Regions from separate parts of the Mus musculus genome. Here region 2 is linked to region 1. The links are chromatin loops, found by intact Hi-C in ENCODE. Cell type or tissue: left cerebral cortex. All regions are shown on one strand. Each heading gives the region's core, and the rest is flanking DNA. Links, peaks and the distances in the headings are about the cores only. Region 1 has its middle 25 kb from the start of Rps18-ps4. Region 2 overlaps Arhgef28 (Rho guanine nucleotide exchange factor (GEF) 28).

The links. A loop is a pair of places that touch in the nucleus more often than their neighbours do. Peaks named below come from ENCODE experiments on the same cell type or tissue, not always from the same donor. Only the 100,000 strongest peaks of a DNase experiment are listed, where the experiment ranks them.
Region 2: it touches region 1 in a loop (2.5-fold over the local background); 3 of 42 quality-filtered maps call a loop at or near these places.

The regions. Positions count from the first base shown.
Region 1 is chr13:97,768,207-97,784,814 of GRCm38, reverse strand. No RefSeq gene overlaps it. Among named protein-coding and RNA genes, the nearest start is that of Rps18-ps4, 25 kb to the right of the region's middle. In left cerebral cortex, for the core only: no CTCF peak of the experiment used is centred there; DNase peaks (open chromatin) are centred at 5,782, 7,932 and 9,588; H3K27ac peaks cover 1,266 bases.
Region 2 is chr13:97,908,326-97,924,933 of GRCm38, reverse strand. The region is part of intron 35 of Arhgef28 (Rho guanine nucleotide exchange factor (GEF) 28); the gene reads left to right. Among named protein-coding and RNA genes, the nearest start is that of Gm34388, 23 kb to the right of the region's middle. In left cerebral cortex, for the core only: no CTCF peak of the experiment used is centred there; DNase peaks (open chromatin) are centred at 5,032, 6,600 and 7,106; H3K27ac peaks cover 1,891 bases.

The DNA of each region.
Region 1 (16,608 bases), core at 5,729-13,728:
AACAAAATAAAAGATTAAATGGAGCCCTGGTCATCTGCCAGATGATGAATGACATGATACTCCAGGGAAACAGTAGCAACAGTGGTTACTATGTTATATGATTCACCTTCATATAGGTTTTATTTTACACAGAGGTTTGTCAGCTCTGTGTATTTACGAATGAGCGATGCATTTGGTCCCCGGTCCTTTAATATTTAGAAGAGTTACTACTATCCCATCCGAACTTCCCACCCAGTGTTTCTATCTTCCACCATAAGTAGAACCGTCTGGCTGTCAGTGGGTTATAAACAGACAAACTGTTAAAATATTTTTTTTGATGCAATGATTTATGTACAATTGGTCTGATACGACGTCCCTTCCTCAGAAGAGAAAACAGATGTTCAGAGAGGCAAGACTTGGCTCTGGGCTACAAAGCAGAACCAGAATCTCTGACCCTCAAGTCTCCTGTAGTCTACTTGAGCTCGATTCTAACTAGAAACTTAAGGCCTGTTCTCAAACTACTAGTCTGTGTGTCTTACTAAGAGATCCTAAATTAGGAAACCAACAACTCACACCCTCACCACCGGGGGCGGGGGACGGGGACACCTGTTCTACTCCCCTCAACTCCTGCCCATAGCTTCTGAAGACCTTTGGCGGGGGTGGGTGGAGTAGACTGTGAATCAACTCATGTCCATGGGCCTGGAAGTGATAACTGGCTTATGTTGGGCCAGTAGGAATAGCTCTTTATAGGACTATGGAATGAGGGGGAGAGCTAGCCTTGGGTAGGCACTGTGGATGGCTACACTGTTGGTGGTTACTCTAAGAAGCAGAGGAGTTATACAAGACTGTGAAGGAGCCAAGAGCAGGGGAAGAGACTCTTAGATTCTAGTTAATTCGAAAACGGAGTGTGCCTTTGCTTCTGAGCCTCCTGAAAGCATTGTGAAGTATGCCTTTCCGGATTTAAGATAGTGGTTCATTCTCAGCTCCCTGCATAGGCAGGGTATACTGCAGGAGATGGGAGCTCAGAGGAATCTGCACTCCACTGCCCACTTAGAAGGAACTCCATCCTATGGAGATGTCTTTTCTGGTCATCAGTGATCAAGTGTATAACTGTCGTCCTGGTCCCTGCTCTTATGATATTTCCTTTGCAAATTATCTAAGGATTGATGCCACACCCCCGCAGCCAGCTGGATTGATGCCACACACCCCCAGACATCTTTTTTTCTTCAGTCAAGCTTTATTTTATTTATGCTTTCATTTCAGCATAATAAACTTGCGTCCACTCGGCAGCAGTGGCTCTTGCACGTAAGCATCTTTTGCTTGTATCTTGGATTGCAACACTTGCTCCAGGACAAAAGCTGAATGACCAGGAGAGGAATCTCAGTGGTGTGAGTGACAGGTGTCACAGGACACCCAGAGCACAACCCCTGCAGATGGTGTGCCGAAGTTCGGGCTGGAGGCTCTCTTTCCTTGGAGAAGCTTACTCAGAGCATAAGGAATACACCAACAGACATCAATCACTAAATAGGGTTGTTAAGCATGAATATTAATTAAATACATGAACAAAGAAACACTAAAACATTAATTCAGAGGCATGTATCAAGTCAGCTATGTAACATGGGGGAATATATACCTATGTAGCCCCCTAAAACATTGATTGGTACAGGATCCCAGGAAATTTGTTAAAAGCTATAAAGACTATTTGGACTTTGATTCATACCTACTACGTGCTGTGTAGTATCACAAAAGATGGACAAAAATATTTGTCACTATGATGATGCTGTCATAGGCATGAAAGTAGCCATGAAACAGTAACCATGGAAAATAGAAGTAAAGTTGCTTTCTATTTTTCATGCTTCCAAGGTATTATGCCAATGGGGATTTATATGTTGTGTCACATGTTCTACAGGAAAATAACTTCTTAAGTGATGGGCTCTTTCTCTTAGTTCTTTGAGACAGGGTCTTAAAAAGACAGTAGCCCAAGCTGGTCTTCAATGCTCTGGGTAATTTAGACTGGTCTTAGACTTGTAATCCTCCTGTCTCAGCCTTTTGAATGCTGGAATTACAGTTGTCTGCCACCTGCTTGCGTGGGACTTTCTCTTTTTATTCATTGCTCTCTTTCTCTCTCTCCTTTCTAGCCTAAGTGGTCATGTGACTACACACATGTGTTGGTATGCAGGTGGAGTTCAAAGGTCAATGTTGGGCATCTTTTTCCTATCCCTTTCCCCCTTATTTTTTGAAGTAGGGGTCTTTTGCTGAATCCAGTACTCACCAGTTCAGCAAAACTACCAGCACAGCCTACTCCAGGGACCCTTTTCTGCAGGATCGCAGGCAGGCACCCCCTCCCCCTGGCATTTTTCTATACGTATTGAAAATTTGCATGCTCCATGCTTTCCCAGATTAACCAGCAACCACAAATGAGATACGGTTAATGTGAAAACCCCCAGACCTTTGGTTTTGCTTCCATATACACGCTCTTCTGAGTATCTTGCCTAAAACAAAGCCACCACTCCCCTTCTCCACCTCCAGCACAAGAACACACAAACTTCTTCAGGAGAGCGCTCTGCGGCAGCTCTCAGGAATGTCTTCCGGGAAGACAGGGAGGGTAGCTGTCAGTTATCCCCAAGCATCCAGTCCGGAGGAGATCATCAGGGGGGCTGGGTTTCTGTGATAAGCTCAGGGGAGTGGTCCCAGAGTCAATGGCTCAGCCTGCTCCTAAAACTATCTAAGTCTTATGGTAGAGCTCCTTCACGATAGGTGAATGTTCTTACTCTCTGTCTCTCTCTCTTTGTCTGTCTCTCCCTCCCACTCACCCACCCACCCCCACTCCAAAAATTTTCGAGATGAAGCCTGAATGGGTGCAGACACTCTCACGTATGCTCAGGTAGCAGAGCACCTGGAACATGAAATTCCTTTCCACTATGAGTCACCGAGGCATTTCATCTTAAAATAACTAAGCACTAACATTTTGATGACAAGAAGAGGTCTTGAGTTTTCAAGTGGATGAGCTCTAGCCAATAGTGAGACTAAGGATAGGAGCGGTAAACACACTCAGGCTGCTTACAACTGAGGAAGCTTAACTCACAGTGTGAGTGTGTGGTGTATGCATGCATGTGTGTATGAGTGTGTGTGTGAGTGTGTGTATGTGTGTGAGTGTTTGTGTGTGAGTGCACGTGCGAGCATGTGGGTGCGCATATGTGAGAGTATGTGTGTGTGTGAATGTGTCTGTGTGTATGAGTGTAAATGTGTGTGTGTGTATATATGTGTGTCAGTGAGTGTATTTGTGTGAGTATGTGTATAGTGTGGATGTGTCTGTGTGTGTGACTGAGTCTGAGTGTATATTTGAGTGTGAATGTCTGTGTGCATGTGTGTGTGAGAGGGAGAGAGAGAGAGATAGAGACAGAGAGACAGACAAGAAAGAGAAAGAAGAACAAAGAGTGGTATCTTGACATCTTGAACGAGTCAGATAAACTACAAAGTGGCTGAGCCTCAGAGCCAAGCAGGTAGCCCAGTGAGTTCCCTTAGCAGCTGAACATGTGGGACATCAGTCTCCTGAGGCTCCACCTCTAATTGTGACACAGAGGGATTAGACCTACAGTTTCACTGGTCTTCATTCAGTTTCAACCCTTGGAGACATCTCCTGAAGTGGGCAGGCCTGGGTTGAGAAAGCTGCGGGATAAAAGAGCAAGCTTCAGGGAGAAAAATGCCAAGAAAAGAAGTTTATTAGGTGGGAATACGTTTACAATACAGCCTGGGACCTCGCTGTGGCCTGCATCTACAAGGGTGGTACTGTAATTAGGAGACATTTTAAAGGGAACACTCGCAGCCAGGAATAATATAATTCTAGTCTTTTCTCCAAGCTTCTTGGTGCCTATGCACTTGAACTTATTAAGCCCCACAGACTCCTTGAATGAGGTATAAATATCATTGTGTCCCTCAGGCAATAAAAGGAGCTATGGCCACAGAGAGTGCTACCTCTGGGCTCCAGAGTTACCCACCAGCTTAGGGGTCCTCCAGGGGTGGTCCCTGCTCCCCTGGTGGTCTGTCTGCATTGGGCATGGATTGGCCCCCTGGAGGAGTCAGGCTGCCTCAATAGCACCATGCTTGCTCGTGTTCCAGAAGGGATCGGTACTTCACTCATGCTCTGTGCCTTTTGATAGCTTGCCAGACTTTTCTCATTGTCATCCTTCTTGTGTCTATGACATTGTCCATGCCTACCCTGCTCCTCCCTTCTATGATACTAACTTACTGAAGGTGTTGGACAGCCTGCAGTTTCTCTGACCCTGACCAGGTAGTCTTTGTCTCCAAATTCCTCGATTCCCTGGTTCATCCCTGGGAACACCGTGCCTCGGGTTGGTCAAACATGCCTTTATTCAAAGTGTTAGCAGAGAAGCGACCACTTTTTTTTTTTTTTTTTTTACAGTAACAGTCATTTCTGACATCCAACAGGAAGTGTTGGTTGTTAAGATATCTTCCAGATTGTGCCTCTTGCTTGCCTAGGAAAAGAGTCTGAAATAAATTCATGACAAAGAGAGACATTATTTGTAGGTCGGGGTTTGTTATTCAGCATCAAGGCTTCAGTGTAGTGAGAAGGAAAGAGAATATTCTCAGGCCCACCCAAATAGTTTATTAACGTGCGTGGTCCTTTTCTTTTGTTAGTAGCTATTATTTCAAAGCCTCTTGAATATATACATACGGTCATATTTTAAAAATAGTAACTGTTTGCAAAATTTTATAATTTAAGTTGAAGCTTTAATCTCCTAGCTCAATTTTTCAGTGAACAAACACCCCATCACAACAACTGGGGATCCATGAAACATTTTTCACTCTTTCTTTTGGCTTATTTGTTTGACAATAAAATTTCACATCTGGCTGACAAATCCAGTGCCAAGTTTCATCTTAATGTAATTTTGAGCAGAAGAGCAGTTATGTTCAAGCAAGCAAGAAACTCCAGGCACTCTAATGGGACGACATGATGGCCTTTACACACAACTGCCACTAATCCGACAGGGTTGCTGTTTTGAGTGACTGGGATCTTGGAGTCCTGCTGCAGTCCAGCTTGCTGGAGAAGAATTGTTCTGAGTTCATTCTTCACTGGTTAAGATAATCATGTCTCATGCATCTTGCCTCCTAGTCTGCTGGTTAATACCGTCAATTTGATAAGATCTAGAATTACCTAGGAAACCAGGCTGTGCTGTGGACATACTTTGTGTTTGTAGGTGGAAGGACTCACCAAGGCTATGTGGGACACCATTCTGTGGTCTGAGACCCCAGGCCAAGTACAAAGGAGATAGCAAGGTGGGTATTGCCATTCGTCTCTCCCTGCTTCTAGACTGCAGACACACAGTGACAAACTGCCTCATGCTCTTCAAAGTCTCCACAACTTTCCTGACCCAGTGACCTGGATCTTCAAATTGTGAACCCAAATAAACCATTCCATCCCTAAATTGCTTTGTCAGGCATTTGTTTTACCACAGCAAGTAAGAAATTAACTGATACATAAGGCTATGAAAGGAAACCACCTATTTGTATCAAATGTTTGACTGCCACCATGCAGATCCCCTTTGGTAAGTGTTCCCAAATGCTTGGATATGAGAATAAAGCTAACCGTAGTTCAGTTCCATTGGTCAAACTCATCTTCCTTAAGAGCAACCCTACCCAGCCTCTGATACACTGCAATGAATTCTCTTCTGCTTCTCTTATCTTGGCACACCAGCAGTACTTTGCTCAAAACCCGGTGCAAATGTTCTGTAACCAACAGCTTCCCACACCCAAGTTTTCATGGCTCAAGTGTGATCACGATCTAGTGTTTCTTGCTTATATCTCACCCAAAATATGTTCCCAAAAGGCAGCCTGCTCTAACTCATGTGAGGCAGAGCTCAGGGGCTTCCTTCCTGTGGCTCTGTTATCTGTCTCCAGGGCCCTATGGACACCATAGGGAGGAGAGTGGGAACAGTGGGAGGCAAGTAGGGAGGAGCCTCCCCCATCACCTCTGCTAACATTTCATCAGTCCTAGGATCGAACTGCGCCATGGAGATGTCTGGGAACTGCAGCCCAGCCATCTGGCTGGGAGGAAGCGGATATGGGATAGTTGAGTCATGGTCTGCTGTCTGCTTCCTCAGCTGGAGCTGAATCTGACCATAGACTTGGTGTTCTGTCTTCCCCTCAGCCCCCAGCCTCAGAGGCTATAAAGGCCTCTAACACAGGTACTTGAATCACATCTGCCTTTAGTCCTGATCCTGCCTCCAGACAAGGGAACACATGAATTTTAGCCAGATGAGGAATTGTGTAGACATGGTTTACGAACCTTGGATCTCCTTATTGCAAGAACAGACGATGAAGAGGAACAGATACAGCCGGTAAGGTCATCTTTTGCAAAAGAAAAAAAAAGATTCTTGCCTTTTCTAATTATTAAAATAGCATGTGCTTATTGTAAAAGATTGGATGAAAATCTTTTAAGAGAAAAGATAAAGATTACCCATAATCCCCTTTCCTGAGAGATTCTAAAATTTTTCTGGCTTATATATGCAGATACTACTTACACGCACACCGTTTCAATTATTTTGTGTCTGCCAAACAGATTACCTTATCTAGTATACACCATTTTGGAATGTGCTTTTTCACTTGCAAAGATTATGTTATGAACATGCAAACATGTAAATAAGGATACTTTTGACCACATATTATTTAGTAGCATGTATGTGTGTGGGAACAGTCACACAATAATACATCATTTAGCTTAGCTGAATAAGCATAGACTTGAGAGTACCAGTGAGACCCAGAATTCTGTCTATTTTATTTCTCAGTTGTCCCCCAGAGTGGACTATATAGTGTTTTGTTCATGATAGAAGTTTAACAGTATTGTGGTTAAGCAGGCCATCAGAGTCAAATGTCCTCAGAGCCTGGTATGTCAACAAGTCACATGGGGACCCTGGTAGAACACAGATTACTATTCAGAATGTCTAGGCTGGCCTAGAGGTGGTGCCAGGCATCCAGAAGCTACTTCTGTCGCCTGAGTAGCGATTATCTAAACTAGTAATTCTCTACTGAGGAGATGTAAGGCCTTGGATGACATTGATCTTGGGAAATTTCTTTCTTTCTGTCTCTGTCTCTCTCTGACATAGTGAGTAGACTATACATATATGAATGTGTGCATGTACATGTGTGTGTTTATGCGTGTTTAGAGTTCCCAGCTGATTCTGTTTCTTTTGAGAACTCCAATTAAGACAGTGGACATCCTGTCCCTTCTAAGAAACTGACCTCCATGAAGCTGCCTGACCCTGTTCTTCTGGACTCCAGGTGTCTGTGTTTACGTGGGAGCAGGGTTCCAGCCTCTGCAGTTGCCCAAGCCGGGAGCACTTACAAACATGACATTAGCTAGACAATATTTGCTAAGCAAAGGAGCAATGTAAATAAGATTGGGGGGGGGAGTTCAAATATGAAAATGCTTGAGAACAAATTGTGTGCAAGCATCTTAAAATCATTCATTAGTACTTAGTAATTTAAAATTAATTGCAAATGTACTCTGTTGGGCCATGCTGTTTATATTTCCACATACACACATGTATATAAGCGCATATAAAGTAAGCAAACAGCTGCTTTTTAACCACTCTGTAATCCATGGGTTTTATTTATATCTCAGATACCCTCAGCACACCAGTTTTTGGACTCAAATGAAATGATACCACAATTACTGCCCATAGTCTGAAACCTCACCTCAGGTACTTCATGCTCCTCAAATACATAGGGGATTTTCAGAAGAGTGGCACCCTCGCATCTGTGACTGCCTCTGCTACCCACACGCAGACTCCTGGGGTGTCTGTTTCCCACAGCCCTGACCCCAGCCACCCCACCTTGGCCTTTGCCACTTGCAGCTGCAGTCTCCCACAGAGTTGGCGTCTCCCTCAGCCACATTCTTGTTTTGACCTGGACCCTTTCCAATGGCTTTCTGCCTGGCCAAGGTTTCAGCTATTCAACAATGGCCACCAGTGCTCTCTGTCACCATTGGCACCCTGACAGCTTCACAGTGTCTTGTAATTAGAAAGAAAAACACTCCCTCCCTCTGAGCCATCTTCAGATGAGGGTACCATAGCTGGCTCCTTGGGCCTCAGGTTATTGGAAGCTTTATTGCAACACCTGTTAGCTTCCCTATTCAGCTTCTACTCTTCAAGGGGTGGACCGGTACCACCAGGACATCAGCAGCTGGGAGGACTCGTGTTGCTTAGACTTCTGTTTAGGAGCACGGAGAGAGGAAACTCAAGTGCGCAGAGCAATATTGTGACGATTTAAAGTTTACGTTTTCCGTTAGAAAGGTGGAATACATTTTGAAAGTTGAAAATGTTGAAAAGTGACTCAGTTGTGCTTATTACTTACAGTTCCAAGAGACATAATACACCAAACACTGCTGTGTCTCTATACATTTCTCTAGGAAGCTCATAATTCCAAGTTTACAACAATTTCACAAACCTTTATTTTGACAGGGTTTCAAGAGCGCTACAGAAAATCAGCTGAGAGTCTAGTAGAATTCTTGGAATGGAAGTCTTTGAGTCTTTGAGGGGGTTCTTTCCCCATCCAGGGGTGGAACCAAGATCTTCTTGGAGTATGAGGACGTTCAGGACGATGGTGACGGGTCACCAAGACTGCTCCTTGTTCTTTGCTGCAGCAGTTATGATTTAATCTTTACAGTTTGACTTTACCCTGTGGTTTCATGTGTCTTCCAATCTGCATCGCCAGCCTTGGTCTCTGCTGAACGCTCGGTGTGTGGCAGTCCAGATCACACCTAGCAGGCATCCGTCTTTATCCACAGCTCTGTGTCTGAAGACAGATTCACTCTTCCCTCTTCTCCCCCAACCAGCTCCAGGTCAGGTGTTGCCTACTTGGGAAATGGCGACATTTTGCTAGTCTGTAGGAAACATGCTAAATAATTTTCAAAGAAGAGAGAGGATTTAGAAACTTGTTTACTTCCTGGAACTGAGATGAGAGCATCTCCCTTTTTCTCATTGCTTCAAAAGATGCATATACATATGAATGCATGTATGTATGAATGCACATATTATGAATGCATGTACGTGTGAATGCATGTATGTATGATTTGTACATGTTTGTGTGTGGGTGCACTGTGCTATGGCACTGTCATGGAGGCAAATGGGCAACTTGTGGCAGTCAGTTCTCTCCTTCCACCATGTGAGCCCTGGGGAACAAACTCTAGTCATCAGGATTGGTGGCAAGTTCCATCACCCATTGAATGATCCCACCAGCTCCCCTCTTACTGTTTTTAAACAGAGAGAATCTAACAAAGCAGAACCATTGCAGAAAATTATAGTAGCTTCAGGAAAAGGAGAGAGAGAGAGAGAGAGAGAGAGAGAGAGAGAGAGAGAGAGAGAGAGAGATGAAGGAATGACTTTGTCTTTGTGTTGAGATGGGGTTAGGCAGGGATTCCAGAGCCAGATGCCATTTTGGAATGAAGTCAGTGGCCATTGCTCCGGCATTCCCAGCATCCCAGGGGAGCAGGAGTTGGGCGTTCACTACTGGTGATGCAGCATCTCCAGCCAGCACGGCTCCATGCAGCTGGGCACCAAGCATGCTGATGACGTCACCGAGCACAGCTGCTGCAATATCTGCTTTGGAGTTTGTTCCCAGCCTGGCTTAGACTTGGCATTGTTCTGGCTGGGCCTGAGCAGTCAGTGGAAGTCTTTAGGCACATTCTGTGCTTTCTAGGCTTGTCCAGGATACAATTTACTTCTCTGATCTATTTATCCCGAAAAAGGAGGTTGCAGCCGCTGCTGTTGCTCGTAATTCTTTCTTCATGGTGTCTTTCCACACCAGTGTCAAGAGAGAGAATGTGGACTGACAGCTGATTCTCCCTGACTCTTTGTCTTCCAGTTCAATGATACACATTAGCAGAGACTGAGCTGTCCCGGGGGAGAGCAGACTCCACACCCAGGCAATCTGGCTTTGAATCCTACTCCCACCATCTGATGAGCTATATGATATTGAGCAAAAGACTTAATTTCCCTAAGTCTCAATTACTTCATTTATTAAAAGTAAATACTAATCTTACACGACTATTTTAGTAGTGTGCTTGACCTATGCAATTGTAGTTATTGTAGCTTTTCTTACTGATGATTCATTTCATAACATTTATAGTAAAACTAAAAGTCTATCATTTCTAAGATGTATCTTTAACCTAGTAGCCATTTGTTATGTAATTGTAACATCAACCATTAATTTCACTTTCATTAGAGCATGTGCCATAGACGAAGCTGAGATTTTTGTTTTTTTTTTGCTATATTTAACAACTAAGCTTTAATAATCAGCCCAAGATCTCAGAGTTTTTAGAAGTAGAATCAAAACTTTGTCAGATTCTGCTCTGTTCTTTTTTCTATTGTTCCACGGTGATTTGGACTTTGAATAGGTTGTTCAATCGATATTTGTTGAAAGTTGCCTTGGCACTAGAAGGAGAGGGATGAAATCAGGTGTGAAGAACTAGCTGTCAATAGCGAAGCTGTAGAGGGAAGCTGATTTAAGGCCATTCCCCCAAGAGCTGGGTTCTTCATACAAGGCACACATGTTGCTACTTTATGTGCTCTGAGTGCAATGCATCTGTATGTGAAACCTGAAGGCATCTTTATAAATCATGGTACCCTGTACAATGGATACATGACATGACAAAAGTTTGTAAATCAGTTATTTGGGAATTCATAAAATGTTCTCTGATCCTAGCCACTTATCTCCCGGGTCCTCTCGGACCCATTCCTATTCTCTACTGCCCAACTTTGTATCATTTGTTTTTTCTTTCTTAAATACCAACCAAGTCCAATCTGTGCTGTCTGTATATTCTTGGATGTATGGCCTTCCACTGGAGTGTGGGTGACTTATCAGGAGCTACATCTATAAAGAAAACTGACTCTTTCTTTCTCCCAGCAGCTCTCCATGGCCAATAGATCCTCAGCTAGGGGAAGAATTTGATCTTCGACTCCTCTCTCCATGGCGGTATTGGACAGGCTTGAGCTTGCACAGATGAGGGCAAGATATTATAGCCACTGTGAGTTTGTATGTATAGCTGCCCTGCTCTATCCGGACAACATTGTTTCCTTATGTCTGTCTACTGCCTTTGGCTTTTACAGTCTTCATGTCTCCTCTTCCATAATGATCTCTAAGCCCTGGGGAACAGGAGGCATGATCAAGTTTTCTCATTTAGGTCTAAATGTTTCACAGTCCCTTATTCTCTGCACCTTGATCAGGTGCGGGTCTCTACGTTAACTTCTTTTTATTTCAAATAGAAGCTCTTCAGAGGGTTAAAAAATGAATTAATATATGAATATAACAAGGAGTCATTTAGCATAATGATAGTAGTAGGTTCTTGCTCAGGGCATATGACCTGTGTAGCCACAGGTCCTTGAACTGATAATGGTATCAGGCATGGGTTTTATCTTATAGATCAAGACTTAAATCCAATCAGAAAATGGTTGATTGCTCTCGTGGTGGTCATGCCACTACTGTATCAGCTGGTACGTCTTACCAGGCCAGTCACTGTTGTACCTCACAGGGTCCGCATCTGAGTGAGAATGACAGTAACTTTTCTCTTCTGTCCATGTGTACAGCACCATCCTGCACCCTGAAAGCCAGTAGGGAGAAGATTTCCAAGACTGTACCAGCTTAATCTCTCCGTAGTCTGTGACTGAGATATGTGATGGCCTCAACATTAGGGTCTTACCATCACATTCTGGGGGGTAATCAGTAAAATTGGCAATAGCCTGTAATGTGTGGAGATCTATGGAACTCCACTGACCAACAACTCCAAAAGCGGTTACCTATTTCTGGCACTGGGCTTTTATTTTTAGCCCGTGGTTTCCAATAAGGGCAGTGTCATCTCATTGCAGAGTAATTCCATTCTAAGTCTTCTCTCTCTCTCTCTCTCTCTCTCTCTCTCTCTCTCTGTGTGTGTGTGTGTGTGTGTGTGTGTGTGTGTGTGTGTGTGTGTGTGTGTATTTCTACAGTAGGTTTCTAGATGACTTTTTTTTTAAAGGTCTTTAGTGTTATTTATTCCTCTGGTATTCCTTTCTCTATTCTGCCTTCCCAAACCCCATCCCAATTTAATTCCACTTGTCCCATTAATTCCTTTCTATTTTTGTCTTCTATCTTCTCTCCTTTGAGAGCTCCATCCTTATGACCCCTTAATTTTTTGACTTACAGATATTACACATTGGCTGCTTTAACATTAAATAATGGATTTGACCCCCTTAAATCCGTCAGGTTGTTCAGAAAACGGTTTAGTATTTTTTTCCTTCCTTATATTGGTCTTCAGCATTGATGGAGGTCATATTTCCTAGAATAACAATCTAGGAGCAAACCTCTCACTCTCTTGTGGGTCATGTTGCAATCTCTCTCTCTCTCTCTCTCTCTCTCTCTCTCTCTCTCTCTCTCTCTCATACACACACACACACACACACACACACACACACACACACACACACACACGATGATTCTGTCCAGTATCTCAGTCTTCAGATAGACACAGCCCAGGTAACTTTTCCATCCTTCCTTCCACCCACCAGAGGCAGTAGATTAGCCACTGTCTCCCCTTATCTTCTCCCCAATTCCAAGTGTGCCGGTTTGTTTTTGTCAACTTGATGGAACCTAGACACATCTGGGTAAAGAGAATCTCAATCTCGGAAACACCTCCTGTCAGGCTGGCCTGTGGGCAAGCCTGTGAGGCATGTTTTTCATAATTGATGTGGGAGGGCCCCTCCAACTGTGGATAATGTCATCTCTAGACATGTGGTTTTAGGGTGTATAAGATGGAAGGCTAAGAAAGCTAGGAGGAGCAAGCCAGGAAGAAGATGTCTTCCATTGCTTCTGCTTCTGTTCCTGCCTCTAAGTTCCTGTCTTGAGTTCCTGTCTGGTTTTCCTTCGTGGTGTTCTGTGAGCTGTAGGTGAAGTAAATCTTTTGGACTTGGTCCTTACCATAGCAACAGAAAGCCTAACTAAGGTTCTGGGTTAGCACAGGACCCAAATTACTTTCAAGTCTCAAAGGCTTTTTCTTCTGCTTTTGACAAAGTCTGTCTCTAACAAATGTGAAAGATATTGGCTAGCAAAAAACCTGTTACCAGTTTGGGTTATAAGAGCTGATGTTGAAAGACAAAAACTAGACATCAAATATTTTTTTCTAGAGATGTTTCTAGAAACAGAAGCATTCAAGGATACTTTCACAAGAATAGCTGATTTATGACAAAGGTATAGTCTAATAAGAAAAGGATGGCTTATTTTTATATCATGTCAGTATACTTAGATACTTATGTGGAAGAAAATAACTTAGACTTCTACCTTACACTGTACCTAAATATTAAACCAGAATGGATAATAACTTCAAATGAGAAATAAATTATGTATTCTGAACAAAAACATGAAAGAGACTCTCTTCATGGTCTTGGGACAAGCAATAATTTTTAAAAATCAAAAGGTAAAAGGGACCATGAAAGAAAATAGCAATAAGTATAAGACAAGGATATTAATTGAGTTGAAAGAGACAGAGAGAGAGAGAGAGAGAGAGAGCGAGAGAGAGAGAGAGAGAGAGAGAGAGAGCTGAAGAAGCACAACAGTGAATGTGGCGATACAGAAGGCAGTCACTCCATGAGAAGTATTCCGCATTATTAGTCATTAGTCAATATGGATGAAAGTTACAGCGATGTAACACTTCCAATTCCCCAGAATGTGTAAGTTTATAAGGGATGAATGGACAGTACCAAGCGTTGACGAGATTGAAGAAAGTGACACAATTCCACAGTGCTGGTGTCAGTGTGCAATGGTGTAATCACCTTGGAAACCTACTTAGCGACATAGCTAAATGTACATATTGTTTGCCTAGATATATGCTCAAGAGAAGTGAGGACTTATATCCAACAGACTTTACTAATGTCCACAGGAGTTTGGTTTATTATACTCAGAAACTGGGAAAAACAAATATTCATCAGTGCTACAAAGAATAAATATGGTCTAGCATATTTATACGACAAATACTAGACAGCAGTTTTAAAACGTTAACTTCTTCCCCATCAGACAACATCCTTAATTCCCAAAGACAGAATGCTGATTTAGGAAACCAATAAAAATGAAGTTTGTCCTGTAAGATTATATGCAGATAAGGGAATCAATACTCTACGGTCACAGAAGTTAGAATCAACATTATCGTTTGCAGAGGCTGGTTATTGATTGGGAATTCACCAAGGGGAGTTTCATGTCATGTTCTGGGAGGTAGTTACATGGGCCTGGATGCTTCTAGAAGTCCCCAAAACTAACATGTGAGATTCGTGCTCAACAGTAGGTGTGCTATCAGATAGGAATAAAAAACAGGGTATAGTTATGAATGAATAGGTAACAGGAAGTTGGTCAATATATCCTTAGGTTAGTTTGTGTTTATGGGAATATCATGAAGTGATTCCATGAAGCTTAGATGCTATGAGCCCATCACTTAGAATGTCTCCGTGGTACAAGGGAAAAGCAAGAGAACATAAGAGACTAGTGAAGCTGTTGTGGTCATTATGAGGCACAATTTCAACATTTTTATTATTGTGTATATATGCACAATGTTTAGGCACATGTGCCATGGTAGCCTGTGATAGAAACCTGTGGAGTCAAGTTTCTCCTGCCATTTTTATGTGGGTTCCAGGGTCCAAATTCAGGCTGCTTGGCTTACAGAGCAAGCCCTTTACCCTCTGAGCTATCTCACCAGCCTGAGCATACTATTTTATGGTTGACTTACTCATAAACAGAAGTGTATACTTCAAAATGGCAACACAAGTACACAGTAGTAAATACTTACGCCAGTGGCAGCCACTTCCTATTATCCAGTGTTAGGCACTGAACAAAATCGCTGATGTTATATTTTCCATGACTGGCAGCTCAATAAACTCATCTACATCAGCATTTCTACAAACATGTGAGCAACTCACTGTTCAATGATCCCAGATGACTGCAGCATCACTGTGTGGTAATCGGTTTCCAACACCATCACCGAGACCACTGTCACTTATATGGTCCACTGTTAACCTAAAGCTTGCTTCTATAAGGATCATAGTGAGGAAATCTAGGGGATACACATCACATTTAGTTTCTTGTAAAAAATTTAAATTCTCCAAGAAGCACATATCTTTGATTGCCACATCCAAGTGAGTCTGCAAATCAAAAACAAACAAACAAACAAACAAAAAACTATGCATTTCCCTACCTCCACCACTATAGTATAAGGTGAGTTTGTGCAGTGTATGAGAAGACAAATAGAAGAACAAACCACGAGGATGCCCTGGAAAGCCAAGTCCCTATCAGAGTGATTTGTCTACATCATTGCAGAAGGCATTCGCCAAGGCTCTGGCTGAGTCTTTATAAACATAGTCAACCCCATTAAAGTCAACTCCCCACCCCACCCCCCAAAAAGAGTCTAAGGTATCAATGTGCACATCCTTTTACAAGAGGATGACCTGCCTCCTCCCCCCACTGCGTGTCCAGATGAGCTTCAGAGAGCCACTCTCCCATAGCTTCATGTAAGTCATCAGAGCCTGCCTCATGGAGATGATGGAGTCATATAACTGTTGCCTCCCCAGCCTGGGAGAGTCCTTTCCTTATAAACCTTGCTGGCCCACTCCCCACTTCCTATCCTATTGTACTCCCTGTCTGCTGTGTAAACTAGACACTCTACATTTGAATAATCCTATCACCAGAGAGGAGCTTAGCTCAGTCTAGCCACAGACTTAAAAGTACCTGCAGTTTTTTTGTTTTGGAAAATCCATCCATGTCTAGAGAAATGAGCGCCCCCCACCCCCATGAACTCCTAATAAATATCTGCAAGATCTCAAGGAGTGAACCTTGGCTGACCCGCTGGTGCACATCTTTGAAATCCCTCCCTTCCGCACTTTCTGGGGAGCCAGGAGAGGGGATCTGAAAACCCCTTGAACATTTTCATGAACCATAAATTCAGAGAACTGTTAGTTTGGGGATTTGAGGAATAGATGTCAGGAAGTAGTGAGGAATAATCATGAGTTGGGTCATTTCATCAGGGCCCATTCCCAAGGGTTTACATGTGTTCTTTGCCTGTATCCCCAGTGGATCTGCATTTCCTGCTGGAAGGGAAGAAACCAAGTCAGTATTCAACGTACAAGTGATATTAATCAAAACTGTATTTTAAGTGACAGCTCGGTAATGTGGGGAGAGCCCTATCTCTCACCGAAGACCTATTTTGTCTGTTTGAATGTGAACAGAAAGTGGCATGTATCTTCCCTTCATGAAGAAGCATCTCATAAATATATATTCCTTTCCCATCTGGCACATCATCTTCTCCGCCTTCATTAAGTGTGCGCTCTCAGCAACAGCTTGCAGGAGCTTGCAGGAGCTCTAAGACCGAATCCGTGCTATTTTAACAATCCAAGGATCCAGCCTCAGTTCAGCATTCTTACTTAAAATGGACAGATTCTGTGACTTATGATTATAAAGACGGGAATTCTGGGCCTGATGAGTTGATTTCATCATCTCTCTGGGATAGAATCAATGGGAGATAGTAGTAATTAGGGAGAGAAGAATTAATTCATTTATGTCCTGTGTAGAATTCATGGGCTGCAAGTTTTGGGCTGTAGCCTA
Region 2 (16,608 bases), core at 3,562-11,561, 140 kb before region 1:
TTTAGTGTATGGAGCCCGGGATTGAACCCAGGGCTTCCTTCACACTAAGCAAGCAAGCACTCCAGTGGCTGAGCTGCAAGAGTAACTTCATTGTTTTTGGTTCCAAAGGAATTTTTCTCTCATTACATATTAGAACCTGGTGCCCAGAAAAACATTTCGAGACTTAAGGGCCCTGTATTCAGCAAATCTCATCTTGGTGATGTGTTGTTGACAATTTCTTTTCTTTTTACTTGAACAAATAGAGAGATACGCGCATCAGGCTTTTCGGCAACAGGCTTTCTAAGCATAAGTGTTTTGAAATTTAAAACTATGCTGTAGTTCTTGGTCTTCAAACCGTTGAAAACCTGGTCATCTCCAATGTTTAATAACTATTCTAGAATTCAGAACTTGGCACCTTATGTGGGCAGTCTGAGTGGAAAGAAGCCATGCCGGAGGCTTTCACGCCATTTCCCATAAAACTGAAACTGGCCTAAGGCTCCGTCAGCTTCGGCGACAGAGGTGCGTTTGAAAAGAGAGTTGTTTAAGTTTTCAAGGGCTGCCAGGCCAAGTACCTCAGACCTGGTGGCTTCCACAACAGAAATTTACATCCTTAGAGTTTTAGAGACTGAGTCCCAAGATGAGGGTGCTGGCTGGCTTGATTACTGTGGCAGTCTCTCTTTCTCTCTCTCTGATTGATCGTCTTCTCCCTGTGTATTGGCAGAATCTCCCCTCTGTGCCTATTCAAGTTCTAAGCAACTCTCCTTATAAGAACATCAGCTATATTACACAAAGGCCTAAACTAACACACTTCTTTGATGGCCATGCATCCAAACATATGGAGGTACCAGGGGGTTGTGTGTTCACTCTCAAGGAGCATAATTAAGCCTTAGCAGGGACGAAGGTGATGACTTTCCTCCCTACAATAGTTTAGATGCCATGGAAGCTTTACTTTTTGTTTTAACCTACTCAAGTTGAACTATAATTTACCTACTTTGGGTTTTTTTGGGGGGGTGGGGAGGAAGTTAAGGCAGTGAGTTGAACTTTGTTAAAAAAATATATGACATTAAATTGTGATAAATTGGCCTATCTACCTTTATAGACATAAGTTTTTGTGTTATCAAGCCTGTACTATAACACAGGAAGTAGGGCAGCAAATCTCGACTCTGTGGGCTTATTTACTGTATACTCAAATTAAGGTCGGAAATATGGAGTCCTTAAGCTCATTTTCTACTACAGCCTAAATAAGAAATTTAAGCTCTGCTTGCCAGGCTAGGCCATCATTAAATGGCTTTGGGATTTTTGAGCTTCTCCTGTGATTGGTGGATATTAGATGTCTGTGGTTTGGATTGTTTAAATGAAACAACAATGAAGGCATTGAAACATTTATTATGGCAGCAAATTATTATGCAGATATATCTATAGGAGTTCGAAGAAGTAAAAATTCTGAAACCAGTGGGCAGTTGTGTCTTTCTACTGAAACCTGCCATTGTAGGTGATGCTGAAGAAGCCACAGTGTTGCTTGTTTTTAGTAACCCACTTCATAACGGAAACATAAAGAAGTAAGCTCAAAGGCTCAGTTTTATAGACGATTGACTTTTAGCCTTTTACAGATTTTGTACAAGGAAAAGGAAACATGCCATTTGTTGGTAGAGTCTGGTGAGCTAGAAGCACTTATGCCAACTTCCTGATTGCATGTTCTCTGGGGGCAGGTTGGCTACAGAAGCCAACTGGGCCTGGGCCATCCTGCCTTAGCACACAGAGCCTAGTTTACAGCAGGAGGGCATAACCAGTGGGTGGGTGGATGAGAGGCAGGAAGCCAGCCTTGTGGCTGCTGTTCTTTCTCGCACCCCAGGTTCCAACTTGGGTTGGACAATCTGCTTAAGTATAAATCGCTACAGAGTCTCAGCTTGGTCTTCGCTCATCTTTACCTTTAATGTCGAAAGCAAAACAAAACAAAAACACATGCATGTGTATACATGTGTGGCCTCTGTGTCATATATTTGACATTTCTAGGAAAGTCAAAGTGACCAATGGTTAGATTTGGAAGAAGAGTTGTCTATGACCATTTATGTACTAAATATCCCTGAAAGATAAAGCTTATTTGCACAAATCACAGTGGCTTGTTAGGGCCATGATCCAACCCTGGTAAGGAACCATTGCCCTCCCAAGGCATCAGATTCTGGGAACTGTCTCCTCTCACACCCCAACCACCAAGGTCCCCTTGTTAGAATCAGTTAAAATATGATGGGTTCAACTGAGAAGCATTTTAACTTTGCCTAAGAAGAATATGGCTACCTGGTTGGGAGGTTGCAAGACTTTTCTTAAAGGGTCGTGCAGTAAATACTTAAGTTATTTGAACCACCGGCTCTTCATTGCAAATAATAAATGCTGCCCCTGTAGCTCAAGAATGCAGCCATAGATAATATGTGAAGAATACAATTATCTGTGTCCTGATATAAAGCTACCGATTAAACAGGTAGCTTCAGGCTGAAGAGATGGTCAGCAGGTGAGAGCTTGTACTGCTCTTGAATAGGATCACAGTTCAGTTCCCAGTACCTATGCCTGGTGTTCACGTCTTGTAACTCCAGCTTGGGGATGGGGGGAATCCAGTGCCCTCTTCTGGACTTTGCGTGTACCTGCATTGACATGTGTGCATATCCTCCACACATATTCACAAAATTAAAAATAACATCAGGCAGGGAACTACAGTTTACCCACTTCAATTTGGTTTCCAAACATCCCCCCACCTTTTGCTTGAGTTGAAGGATGAAGAAGATTAAACCCTTTTAGCCTTAGAATGTTTATCCAAATCAATTCACCTTCGGGTCAACTAATTCACCTGGATGGATTAACAATGTAATACTATATGGCACCTTGTGCCATTGAAATTACATTTGAATTCATGATCTCATTTGCTGCCTTGTGAGATCACCGTTTCCTCAAATAAGGCAGCTTTGTCTTTCAGTTTCAGTGAAAAGATGTATTCATAAATCAATAGTTAAATGTAGATGATAGAGTCCAAGGTTTGTGGATTAAAATTTGAAGACATTCTCTACCCCCTAAACTCCCATTCCCCCAGCCCTGTTGTGGGGTTGCCTGGACCATTATCTAACTGTAAGCTAACAAAAATAAGATATTTTGGATAGGATGTGTTGCTCAAAAGACAGTTACCATAGCCGACCTTTCTTACATGGTTAATACTTGCAAGTCACGGTTTCTTGCTGCATGCAATAAATAAGGATTTTTTCCACCAAGAAATATGATTTGGATGAGGATTAGAAGGATATATCTGACCTGTGTTTTAACATTTTTCTTGGATGATTTTTTTGAGACGGTGCCAGACCGGGCATGTCACTGCTGACCTGCCCCTGGTTGTTTAAAGACTTCAGCTCAGACCCTGACTCTAATGCCTGCCGTTAGAGTTGGGATCCTCCTGCTGTGTGATCTCACAGTCCTGGTTTTCCCATCCATACAAAAGATTAGGATGTGCCCATGCCTGGGCATCTGAGGAACGTTAGCATCTCTCCTTTCATTGTTATGAAAATAATCCATTTGGGTTGAGATTCAGAATGTGCTAATAACATGACTATGCCTCCCAACACACACTGGAAAGCCAGCAGCTTAAGATATGATTGAGGGAACGCTATAGATTGTTTTCTTTTAAAAACCTGAAGATGGAAACATGCTAAAGAGACAACTGTCCATACCGGGCTCATGAGAGGCACTTTACAGGTATTCTCACAGATCATTGCACGATGTCGTGCAATGGAGTTTGATTGTTTTTGTTTCTGTTTTTACTTTCAACTCCTTACCCATACCCAACTTCATGGCCTAAGGAGTCTTTGTAGTGTATCACTGTATCATTAGACTTGTCCTCCAGGGGAAGCCCCAAAGCACAATATTGAGTTTCTTTTTGTTTCTGTCTAGAGTGGAACAGTTTCATCAACCAACCACATTGATAGATCCAAATGAGAGTACCAAGATGTAGGACATCCTGACAATAAGAATAAGCTTTCCGTCTCGGATGGAAGCCTACTGTCTAGATTAGCCAAGCCCCAGTGGATGCATCCCATAAACACAGTCCCAGAACAAACGTCTGATCACGTTGGTTTTTTTGAGTGGGTTCTCTTACTGAAAAGAAGATGCCAGCCAACAGAAGGAGATGGATACGGACCGCGTCTTACCTTGGGTTTAAAAGCTCTGACTTAAGTTCTCCTTAATACTGATTCCCCCCTCCCAGGCAAACCCACAAAACCCAAGCCTGGGTGCACCAGAAAGCAGCTCCTCTTCATCCTTACGTCTTGAATTAATTACTCGCGCGATAATTTTAGTAATCCTTGTCTACTCCACTAGAGAACGGGCGTCACACGGGTGGGAAACTCCATGTGTCTCCTTGATTAGCTACACTTTCAGAGACACCATCCTCAGAGTCCAGTGTATAGCAGGTAAATATTTATGAATTGAACTGAGGCCCAAACTCTTCTTCCTCCCTTCTCCTCTCCCTCCTCCCTTCTTCTCTCTCCCTCCTCCTTCCTCCTCTCCCTCGCCCCTCCTCTTTTCTTTCTTCTTCCTTCTCCTTTCCCCTCCCTCCTCTCCCTCTTCCCTCCTTCCTCCACTTTCCTCCTCCTCCTTTCAAATAAGGCAATTACATTCAACTATATGTTCCTGAATTTATGTTTCACTTTAAAAAACAAAACAAAACAAAACAAAACAAAACAAAACAAAACAAAACTGGCTACAGCCCTGCGTGTCAACTTGGTATAAGCATTTCTATAGAATGGTAGAGAACATCTTCCATCATTAGTGATTTTTTTTCTTCATTTAGAACATGATACATGTAACTGCCACATGCCCGTGTGTAGTAGATGGAAACAAGTTAAAATGTGTTTTCCATAAAATACTTTAAGTTAGCTGAGCCTCCTGGAACCAACCCACTGCTGCCATTTAAGGGAGAAGACACATAAACAACTCACCATGTAAGAATTGTCCCATCAAAGCCAGCTTAGCTCATCACCAGAGCATTATTTTTTTTTTACATAAAATATCGCGAACACCAATATATTCAGTGTGGGTGGCTAGCCGAGGATCCGTGAAACACTGTCGTAAGCTCCCTTTCTTCTGCTAAATCCTATTTAACAGTCCAGTGTCTCTCCCCAGGCAAAACAATTAGGGGTTGTTTAGCTAAGTACACTCCTAGAGTGTGAACTGACTTCCCTGGCACGACCTTCTGCTTGTCAGCCTTAAAATGTGGCCTGAAATATCACACACTTATTAGAGCCGTCTGCAGAGTGAGCGTGCTGTCATCTGTAGAAGTATACCCCCTGTTTTGCCAGACTGAAACACATTTCACATTCTGGCTAAGGAGGGGAAATGACTGTGATCAGACCTTGGACAAGATGATAAATAAGTCTGTGCAGATGTTAATTTGTCATAATAAATCACCCTCCTTGGATAATGGGTCAAATATCATATATATATAGTTAGTATTAATTCAATTTAATTTGATATGTTAATGTTTGGTTGGAAGATTTTACCTAGAAAAAACTGTAGGTGCCCAAAAGTTTCACAATATGTAAGATAGAACACTGAGTCTTTCTTTGTACAATTACACAGTAAAGCTTTTCAAAGTCTAAAACAACATTTTTTCTTTTTTTCTTTTTGTATGTGTGCATGTGTGTTCATGTGGCCTACATGCCTGTATATATACAATGCACACACATGTATGCACAAATACAGAGGCCAGAGGTTGAAGTCTGTTGTCTTCCTCTCTCACTCCCCATCATATTTGTAAAGTATCTCATTATTTCAGCTAGGCTAGCTTACCAGCAAGCTCTGGGCATCCTCCTATTGCCCACTAAGAAGCACAACACTGAGATACCACTATGCCTGGCTTTTATATGGGTCTTGGGGACCTGAATTTTGTTCTCATGCTTGAGCAACAAGCACTTTATCCACTGATCCATTTCTTTAACCCCCAAATATAAATACCCCCTTTTCCCCATCACTCTCTGCCCAGATTTCCTTTCTAAAACATAGCGTGCTAGATGCTTGGTTTGATTACAGACCCCAGGGATCATGCAGAAGAAACATAGGAGGCTCCGCTTTCTTGGAGGTGTGGCTGCATTTGCTTTCCCTAACCTGGTGCTCTAAGGCTTTGGAGGAAACATTTACAAGCAAAGCACTGGCAGAGATTTAATTTTCTTTAATGACTTCTTCCTACCAGTGATCTTGGCACCCTGTGCAGCGATTTGCCATCAATTAATCATGCAAGAATGGTGTGTTGCTGCATCGAGGGCATTGCCCTCCGTGAGTCTCATAAATCTACCAGAAACAAACAACAGGAATTGCGTGCTTAAGACTCTTCATGCAAAACACCAAACGAGGAGGTGGTTTTATAAAATAGGAAGCCTGAGTACTTTCTTGTGGATTCTGAGTTTTGCCGTTCCAGTGACTCTGGAATGATTTGTCCTTAGTTCTTGTTATGAGAATCCATAGCAGGAAAATGGCTTTGTGCTTTTTCCCTGGATTCAGGGCAATCATGCCCAATTGCGAGCAACCACGTTTTAGGGATGTCTTAGAAAGTATGCATGTTGCTACCCTGGCAATCCATGACATTTGCAGATGGCAGGATGTGGGGTAGCGTGAGATGAGAAGTCAAGCAGCTTTCACGGCAGATAGCTTTGCCAGAAGCTTTTGGGTCCTGTGTTCGGCATCTTCAGCCTGTCTTCTTGTCAGTTCAGATGGATGCTTATAGTTAACTGCTTAGCTGGGATGGGTCTCTCCTCCTAATTTTAGCATGGTAAATATGCATCTATTTAATATTAAAATCCTATGAGCCTAAACCCTGAGGCATACATACAGTGGGTCTTTATAGATGTTCTTATGTTTCTGTCTTTAGAATATTCTTGCAGCAAGAATATGCAAGCCTGGCACCTATTCCATCTGATTCAAAACCAGCCCCCCCCAGCCCCCCTTTATAGAAGCTAAAGGTTTTCAAAGCTGGTTTACTTCCAACGAGTGGATTGAATGTCTGACTTGGAATGGATTTATGCCTACCGAAAAGTCATATATGTTTGTCCAGATTGGCAGGATCATTACAAATGGAGCCTGTCCTCTATTTTTAGTTTCTTCATGCTCCTGTTCAGCGGGAATCCTAAAATAATGCAGTTTTTGTTTTACATATGCAAACTACTTGCCATCAACTTGAAGACTGGCGGGGAAGGAAGACAGTGTGGTAATCATTTTATCCAATGATGGTCCGTTAGCAAGCATGTAGTAATGGGGGGTCACAGTATAAGGAATTGAACTTGCCTATTGATGTCTCCTGAGGTCTGTGACCTGAAACCACAGCCATCATGAGAGTTTGGTCATCCTCCAAAGAGTATTTAGCCTTTTTGTAGAGTGCTCCACTCAGCTAATGTCTTAGTTAGCTGTTTTTCTGCTGTGAACAGACACCATGACCAAGGCAACCCTTATAAGGACAACATTTACTTGGGGCTGGCTTACAGGTTCAGAGGTTCAGTCCATTATCATCAAGGTGGTAACATGGCAGCATCCAGGCAGGCACAGTGCAGGAGGAGCTGAGAGTTCTACATCTTCATCTGAAGGCTGCTAGCAGAATACTGCCTTCCAGGCAGCTAGAATGAGAGTCTTATAACCCATACCCACAGCGACAAACCTACTCCACACCTTCTAATCCTGCCACTCCCTGGGCTGAACATACACAAACCATTACAGCTACCTACAGAGTTATGTTTGTGTATTTGGGTTTTTGCTTTTTTAAAGATTTATCATTTACTTATGTGTAGGGATATCTGTGGGGGTTAGTTTTACATCAGCTTGGCACATGTTAGAGTCATTGGGAAGAGGGACTCATATGTGAGAAAACACCTCCATAAGATTGGACTGTGAACAAGCCTGTAGTGTACTTTCTTGGTTGGTGACTGAAGTAGGAGGGCCCAGTCTAATATGGGCGGGACCATCCCTGGGCTGGTGGTCCTGTGTGCTATGAAAAAGCATGCTAAGCAAGCCAGGAGGAGTAAGCCAATAAGCAGCAGCTCTCCATGGTTTCTGTGCCAGTACTTGCTTGTGGCTCTTAACATGTCCGAGTTTCCGTCCTGATTTCCTTTGATGATGGACTATGGTATTCAAGTGTAAGCAAGATAAACACTCTCCTCCCCTGCTTGCTTATGTTCATGGTGTTTCATCCAAACATTAAAACCCTTAACTAAGACTCGTGTGTGTGTGTGTGTGTGTGTGTGTGTGTGTGTGTGTGTGTGTGTGGCCCATGGAGTCACCTAGTGTAGATCCTAGGTACTAAACTTCAGAGCTCTGACAGAGCACCAGATACTGTTAATTACTGAGCCATTTCCACAGCCTGCTTTTGTTTTTTAAACTTAGATGATGCTCAGCCTGAGGTAAAGCGCTGTGAAAACGCAGACTGACTTTTGTGAGTTGCTCTGTTCTGTGCTGGCTTTGAGTCGGTTACTTTCATGAACAGGAAGGAAATACCTGAAATCTCCATTGTCTGAGCTGGGAGCAAACACTACTGGGAAAATTCACATTAAAAGTAGGCAATTGGGGTGGACAAGATGACTCAGTGAGTAAAAGTATTTGTTTTGTTCAACCCAAGGAACACACAGAAAGGTGGGAGGAAAGAAAAAAACTCTACAAAATGTCTTCTGACCTCCACACGTGCATGCTGCAGCATGCGTCTCCCCTCCTGACGTCAGGTGTACACACACACACTATAATAATAACAATCAAACACATAACAAATTTCTAAGTAGTTTACAGAAGTTACTGCATTGTGGTAGTTTCTACGATTCTTGGTAAAATATAGAAGGATTATCTTTTACAAATGTTCCTGCCAGAAAATTAAAATATTTCCGCTTTATATGTGTCAGATGACAGATGTAGACATTTGGATAAGGAGATAGGATGGATAGATAGATAGATATGCCAGATTCAATCTCTTCCCATAACTTAAAGGACCCAGTAGCTATCTCATTATCCTACTGACAGGATGGGGCCAGGATTAAATTCAATTTCTTTTTTAAATTATAGATCAAAGTGTGCTCACCATAAAGCATCGATTTCATCAGACAGACAGACAGACAGACAGACTCCTTCTGGGATAGTTATTTTCAAGATTGTTAGTGAGATCATTGTTTAACTTGGTGACATGGTTCAGACACATTCCAGAAGTGTTTTGCAGAGGGTTTGGCTAAATGACTGCATCAGCACTAACCCAGAACCAAACCAAACCAAACCAACCTGGCCAGGATGAAACTTACAAAGGATTCTGTCCACCTTGGGCCAGAATGTTGACAAACTTAATCAGACCTAACATGTCCCCAGAAGAAGAGCAGGTGAGGTGATTTTTCTCCATCATCCAGAGATTGGTGAGAAAATTGATAGGCCCTGCCAGTGCCTGCAACCGAGTTTCAACTCGAATAAACAATGTAGTGAGCTTATGTGCATGTATTGGCGTCTTACCGATTCCCAAGGATGAACACGGGAGTGGATGAGCAAGTGAATGTGTGGGAGAAAGGATTTGATTTGTATTGGGTAGTGGAGGGGACAGTGTCATGGTGATTAAGGTGGAGGGCCTGGGACTTAGGCCTGGGTTCAGATTCCAGCTCAGTCACTTATCTATGGGATTTTAAACGGGTGTTTAAAATTATTTGTTGCGTCTCAGATGTCTAAAGCTCCTGATAACATCTCCTTTGTGGGTGGTGTAAGGATTACATAAGGCAATACATGTAAAATTCCTAGGATTTAGTAAACATCACTGGTGATGTTATTTCTGTGGTGAGAGAGGCCTGAGACATTAGGAGATGTCTCTGGTTACATTGGCCTGCTTCCATAGTGCTCTCTGGCGATGGGAAGTGACTCTTGTGCCCCATTTGGGGCGACACCATTACATCTTTGCTAATGTTACTGGTTGTCTGGTCTTAGGTATTATGTGATTCTCTTTTTAAGTTCCCACGACAATATTGGGAAATGCTGTTGAGGGGATGGCACGAGAGTGTGTACACTCCTGTTGTATTCACATGCTCTGCTAACGTCCCAAAGTGCCACTTCCCAAGCCTGTCTAACCATAGCCTCTCCCTCCACAGCACAGCATCTTGCAGAACAGTTTTTTTTTTTTAAGATATCTTTTGGAAATACTGATGTCACTGAATGTTGAAATCAAATTTCTTGCATGTGACACACCCTTCAAATACAGTCGTCCCCCCCCCCCACCCCCTTGGGAACACTTGAAATCCAAATGACATATCTCAGCCTAATTTGGTACAGGGGTTGTGTTTTGCAACCCAAACCAGGCACAATGAACTTCAGACAGGGTTTTGTTTACAACAGCCCCATACATAAGCACACCCCGGCTCCATACTGGGGATGCTGTCAAGGGCTGGCTCAGCCTTATTGGCTCACGAAGGCCTTCTGTGTGTGGAAGTTGATCAACTTGAGGAAGCACAGGAAGTTATGTGGATCCTAGAGGCAAGATCCAGCTTTTAGTCATGCAGCCTCATAGAATTTCAGTCTTTTTTCCCTGATGGTAAAGATGATAAAGGAACTACTATCCAGTCAAGGTGTTCTGGCTCCTTTCTGCCGCAGACTGGTACCCAAGGCTCATCAGTTTTCTCTGTCATGAGTATCCTCACTTCTTTACACTTTGACCTCATATCCCACCCCTCCTCCTCCTTCAGAGTTACTCTGGGCCATTTTCTTCCAAGGGCCTCTCCAGACATCCTTAGCTAGGGTCAGGAGTCCCTCACACGTGGCTCTGTGGAAGCAAACAGAAACTTTGGTTTCCTTCCACAAAGTTGCCCCTGTATTCCCCTCCAGACAGTGTGGTGCTTTATATAGCATATCAATATGTCAAGATATAAATTACATTTAGTAAAATTCTTAGCCGTTTACTTGGCCATCAAGTTTTAGAGAAAGAATAGCAAGGTACCAAACATATCTATCAACCCGGAGAGCCCACTTAGGCTCTTTCTCGGTCAAGCCTCAGACCAGCGGAGACCACACCTATGCTTCCCGTCACCACAGGCTAATTTTGCTTTTCTAGAATGTAATGGAATCAGTCAGCCCATAGCTTTCTGTGTGCCTGGCTTGTTTTTTGCCGGTCATGTTATTTTTGAGATGTATCCACGTGACTGCATGGGCCTGTGACAGGTTTCTTTGTTTTACAGAGCAATCTGTTGATGACTATACCTGGCCTGCCTCTAGTTTTTATGTATTTTGTAAATTGTGTTTTTATATCTCTCAAATAAGTGCCCAAGAGTGGAATAACTGTTGGGGTAGGTGCCTGGTTAACATAAAGAAAGCATGGGGAGGTTTTGAAAGTAACCTTGTCACTGTTAAGTCTCTTGGGTACTAAGCACAGATCAATTTCACATTGCTTCCTAATGCCCAGCCCAGTAAGGGCACACAGTAGGGACTCAGTGTAGCCTAGCCAAGTGACTGGCACACAGTTGGAACTTAGTGTTGCCCAGACCAGAGAAGGGTACACAGTAGGGACTCATTGTTGCTCAGCCCAGTGACTGACACACAGTAGGGATTCAGTGTTGCTCATCCCAGTGAAGGGCACACAGTAGGGACTCAATGTTTATAGAAAGATAAATGAATGAGATACTCAAATTCGACTTCATTCTGAAATACCCTCTGACCACAAACAAATGCTTTGTTCATTAAGTGGGGCAGGGATGCTCTGACTTATGCAGGTTCACTAAGGTCAGGCAAAGAATGGGGGAACACAGCTCCCCCTGTTCTCACTCTGCTTTTGAGTGAGCCTCTTGTGTGTCAGGGTGGTAGGGGAAGAGAAGCTAGCAATGCAGTTGATGTGGAACTGTAAAGGAGACTTGATCACTAGGAGTCGCCAAGCCTTACAAAATCTTTTGAAGTTAAAACTTCCCTTCTCTTCTATTGCAGACCCTCTCTTCCTCTTTAGTCCCCCACACTTCATACAAACAGGACACCTTTGCTCGTGACATCTAGCGTTGCCCTGTTACAATGACTGTACACTTCACTGGACTGACCTTCCATGAAAGGCTGTTGACACCATGGTGAACATTTGAGGTTCAGTTCAGACGCCTTCTTCTCCCCCGAAACCTGTCCTGGCCACCACATCAGGAACCTATTCTGTTCTAGAGAGTTTTTGATGCTATGCATCAGAGTGGTGTTCATTAGCCACTGAGCAGGATGGCCCACCTATTGAACTTAGCTGCATTTCTGCCTTGTTATTCTACAAGGGGACCGGCAACTCCATGGCCACAAGCTTGAAGGTCTTCAGCACAGCAGCAGGGAATGTCAGTCCTGAAGGGAGTACCCGAGGCTACCAAACATGACTGAAGGGAGTACCCGAGACTACCAAACATGACTGAAGGGAGTACCCGAGGCTACCAAACATGACTGAAGGGAGTACCCGAGGCTACCAAACATGACTGAAGGGAGTACCCGAGGCTACCAAACATGACTTCTGCTCTTGTCTTTCACTAATAAGGAGTAAAATCATCTGGCCAGATGGGTGTTGTTTCTTGAATAGAATTGTTTGTCAAAGAAACAGATCTGTGTCAAAAGAGGAACTTACTAGACAACCTTGGTCATCTTTATCACCTAGATAAGCAAAGGCTGCTAGGTGGCTTTCCTTCAGCTCTGGTCTGGGGTCACAGGTCAGGAAATACAAATATCAACAGGTACATAGCTCCATTTTCTGTGCTTATTTACAAGACAGCCTTAAGTCAGCTCTCTTGAGAGAGATGTTTCCAAAGAGATAATCATTTTCATTCATATTCATATTCTCTCTCTCTCTTTCTTCCCTCATCCCCATGTGAAGTTTAATCTTTAACTTCACAGTAGTTCTGCTTCGTTCCCCACAGTGTTGGGATTACAGGTATGCCCCACAACACCTGGCTTGCTTTTGATTGCTGTTTCAATCATTTAAAAGAAAAAAAAATCTTAATGTTTCCCTCTTTCCTATAAACTTCCTACTTTTGTAATTATGTAATTCCTAAAGTATTTTCATTTTAATGTTTAAAAATGTAGTAATCTTTGCTATGATAACAAGCTTGGAGAGAACCAAGGTATGAGACCTTGTTCAAACCATACACACTTGCTGTGTATTACAATTACACCGTGCTTTTTAAATTATAATCTTTTTGAGAGACATAAACTCAAGGCTGTAATTAGAAGTGATACTTCAGGATTTGGCTTCTTAGCAAATGTCATTTTAAACAAATGAGAATTACCAAGTTAATGTTTCTCATTAAAAACTATGGAGCAAAAAACAAAACAAAACCCTATATTGCACAATAGAAAGCCAATTTTTCAAAAAAGGATGGGCCTGCAAATTCTTCAACATCCGTCATTTTGTAATTAATCAAGAGGGGAAAACCCTCATTCATAGGCACTGAAAACAAAGAATTGGATTTCATTTTTAAAAATCTGGTAATAGCATAATTACGAAGTAGCAGGTAGAACTAATTAGCATGGGTGTGTTTGACTAAATTGCTTGCCTTCTTCTGGATTAAAGGGAAAGGCCAAGTCTGGGATGCTGGAGAGTTTTAGCAGCTGCTTTCCCCTCTACTGAACCAGCAAGCAGTAAACGCAGCATTAAAATTCCTAGGTTGACTTCCTGCCTTATTCAGCTGGCAGAGGAATGATTCTTCTCTCAGCAAAATGAGAAGCGTAACTCTTTCAGCGTGGGTAGTGTCAAGCTGCTGGCGGTTTCCAGACCGCCTGCTCTGTTGTTGTTGTGCTTAGAAACTCCCAGGAGCCGCAGAAAGATCCGGTACCATGCGGATACCGCCTGTAGCTGTGTGGTACTTCATCCTTGACTTCTCTTTCCCTCCTCCCAGTCATGCCAGGGTTTGACTGCTCTGTGTTATTTAGGATGAACACACCCCTTGTCTACCTGGATATGTCACAAACGGTTTCAAACAGACCCAAAATTAACAGAGGAGTGTAGGAATTCCTCACATACCATCACCACATTTCGGCTCGCCATGTTTCATTCAGATTCCCACCTCCGTCAATTCTGTATTTAAAGTAAATTGTAAACATTTCCATACGTATATATTAAGCCCTGAACATTTCAATAAATGTCTCTACTAGATAAGGCACTTTAAAAAAATACATTTTATTTTATTCGCCTAGTGATGGTTATTTGCACATATGATTGCTGCAAATAAAATATACCGTAGAACTATTTTCAATTTATAACAAATGCTTTAAGTGTGGATTAAATAAGTTTAACATAGTGTCTTTAAGATGCACATTCATACCTCAGAGTAACTTCTGAAAACCAAATATAAACACCAGTTACAAAATCTAATCTAGAATTGCTTCATATAGCTTGAACAATTAAAATACAGCATCACAGGCCTTTATATTTCAGATATTCACCACACGATCTTCCCCTAAAGGAATCTCTGATGTCAATGTTTTTTTTAACACCATCACCACACCTAGGGGAAAAAAATTGACAGGAATTCCATATCAATGTGTGACAGCTGTACGATTAATTTTCCAGTAGTTTCACAAATATCATGTGTGCGTTTTTCCAGTTATTAAAAATAAGCTACTGAGGTAAACACTACTTTGCAACAGCAGGTTCCTTCCTGTGTGTTTAATGCATTCATTACTATAGAAGGTTTAGTCATGAGGACCGGAAATGTAGAGAATGGAAAGGCTAGCCACGCGGTGAGCGCTTAGCACCGGTTGGCCACGTTTGCTTCAGGTCGCTGCGTTTTCTTCCCAGGGAATGGTGACTTACAAAGAAGGCTGTTTGTCCTCCTGTGACTCTCAGTTTCTTCTTCAGAGCTGACTAACACCCGAGCTATTGTGAATATCATCTCTACATGCTGTTTTCACTCTCTTCCCTAGGCAGGGATGTGCATCCATATCCCATATGTCAAACACATTTTTTTTTTTTTTATTCTTGTAAGTAAACATTTCAGAATCAGTTCCATAGTTAGGATTCCTTACAATGTTTTCGAACCTGTTTGTGTGACTATTACATACAGGTCTTTCTATAGCCGGCTTTTCTGCTTCAGTGTATGCATTTATGCATGTGTGTGATACATACTCTTCCAACCTATGAAGGCCAGTGCATTCCTTGCCTTATGCAAGAGGAAGCTGCATAGTTCTTATGCTTTTCCATTACAAATTATGACCAGTAAGCACTCAGGCCTTGTGCACATGAATGAGAATTTATTTAGAATATAACATTCAGGAGTGGAAAGGGGTCCTTAGCTTTGCAGGACTGTTTTTGGTTTGTTTTGGTTTGTTTTCTAAGGCTGTGTAGTGAACCATTGCTACTGGTGCCTTCGACTCCTGGTACGTCTGGTCCTCTTCAGGGCTTAGCATCATTAGGATACTGTGGTTCTGCAGGCATAACACATAAATAACACTGGGGGGATGTTCTTTCCATGTTTGATCATCACTGAGAGATGGTACCCTTGCATGGTCAGTAGCTTTTCACGTTCTACCTCCTGAGACTTCAGTGTTTATGCCATTGCTGCTTTTTAACTCCTATGTTCTAGAATTCCTAAAGATCCACTCTTAGGAATTCCTTTCAAACTGACTCACTACAGTTTCTCAGAGAAATAGCTTTCAAAGAAAATCTTTTTACAGTTATATGCAGACACTTTTAAGATCAGAAAGAGACCATTCTCTTTCTCCCTCCCTCTTCTTTCTTTTCTTTCACTCTGTCTGTCTGTCTGCCTATCTGTCTTAAATTTTGAGTGATGGCTTCTTTGTCCTTCTGCTCCAGTATGGCCTTGTGTTCTCTCTAGCCCTGTGCGTGTCCCTTCATAGTTTATGTCCTGTGTGGAAACCTGTGCGCTCAGCACCCAACTTCCTTCTCTCTAATATATGCCTTAATAACAGGCATGTGTATGTGTGTGTGTGTGTGTGCCTGTGCATGCGTATATGCATGTTGTGTATATGTGATTTTGTGTACATGTGAGAATGTTGTGCATGTGTGTGTATGTGTGTTACATGCATACATATGTGCTGGTGGGGGAGCTGCTTGCTGGATGGATGTATTTCCTAAGAAAAGATGTAGTGAAAATAAATTTTCTAATAAATTGAAATATTTTATCTCATTTATTTTGCCACTGTGACGCTTAGCTTTTAACAGTTCGCCCAGGATCACAGCTTGTTGGATTTGGAAGGATTTGTTTTTCTGTGTCCTCTGACTCCTGCTGAGAATTTTGACCTGTCTGGCTCTTGATTTTTCCTCTGTGGCCTGCTTAGCTCTAGAGGCTTTTAGAACCATCTTGTGTAGATTTTATAGAACCATCTTGTCCTTGCTTGTATAAATTTTATGATAGCTGTCTGTAAGATCATTTGCTAAAATAATTTTTATGAGTTATTCATTGGGCCCTTTTCACTCAGAGATATGTTTCCTTCTGTTCTGGGAAATGGTCTTCTTCTTCTTCTTCTTCTTCTTCTTCTTCTTCTTCTTCTTCTTCTTCTTCTTCTTCTTCTTCTTCTTCTTCTTCCTCTTCTTCCTCTTCTCCTCCTCCTCCTTCTTCCTCCTTCTTCCTCCTTCTTCCTCCTTCTTCCTCCTTCTTCTTCCTCCTCCTCTCCCTCCCCCTCCTCCTCTCCTTCCCCCTC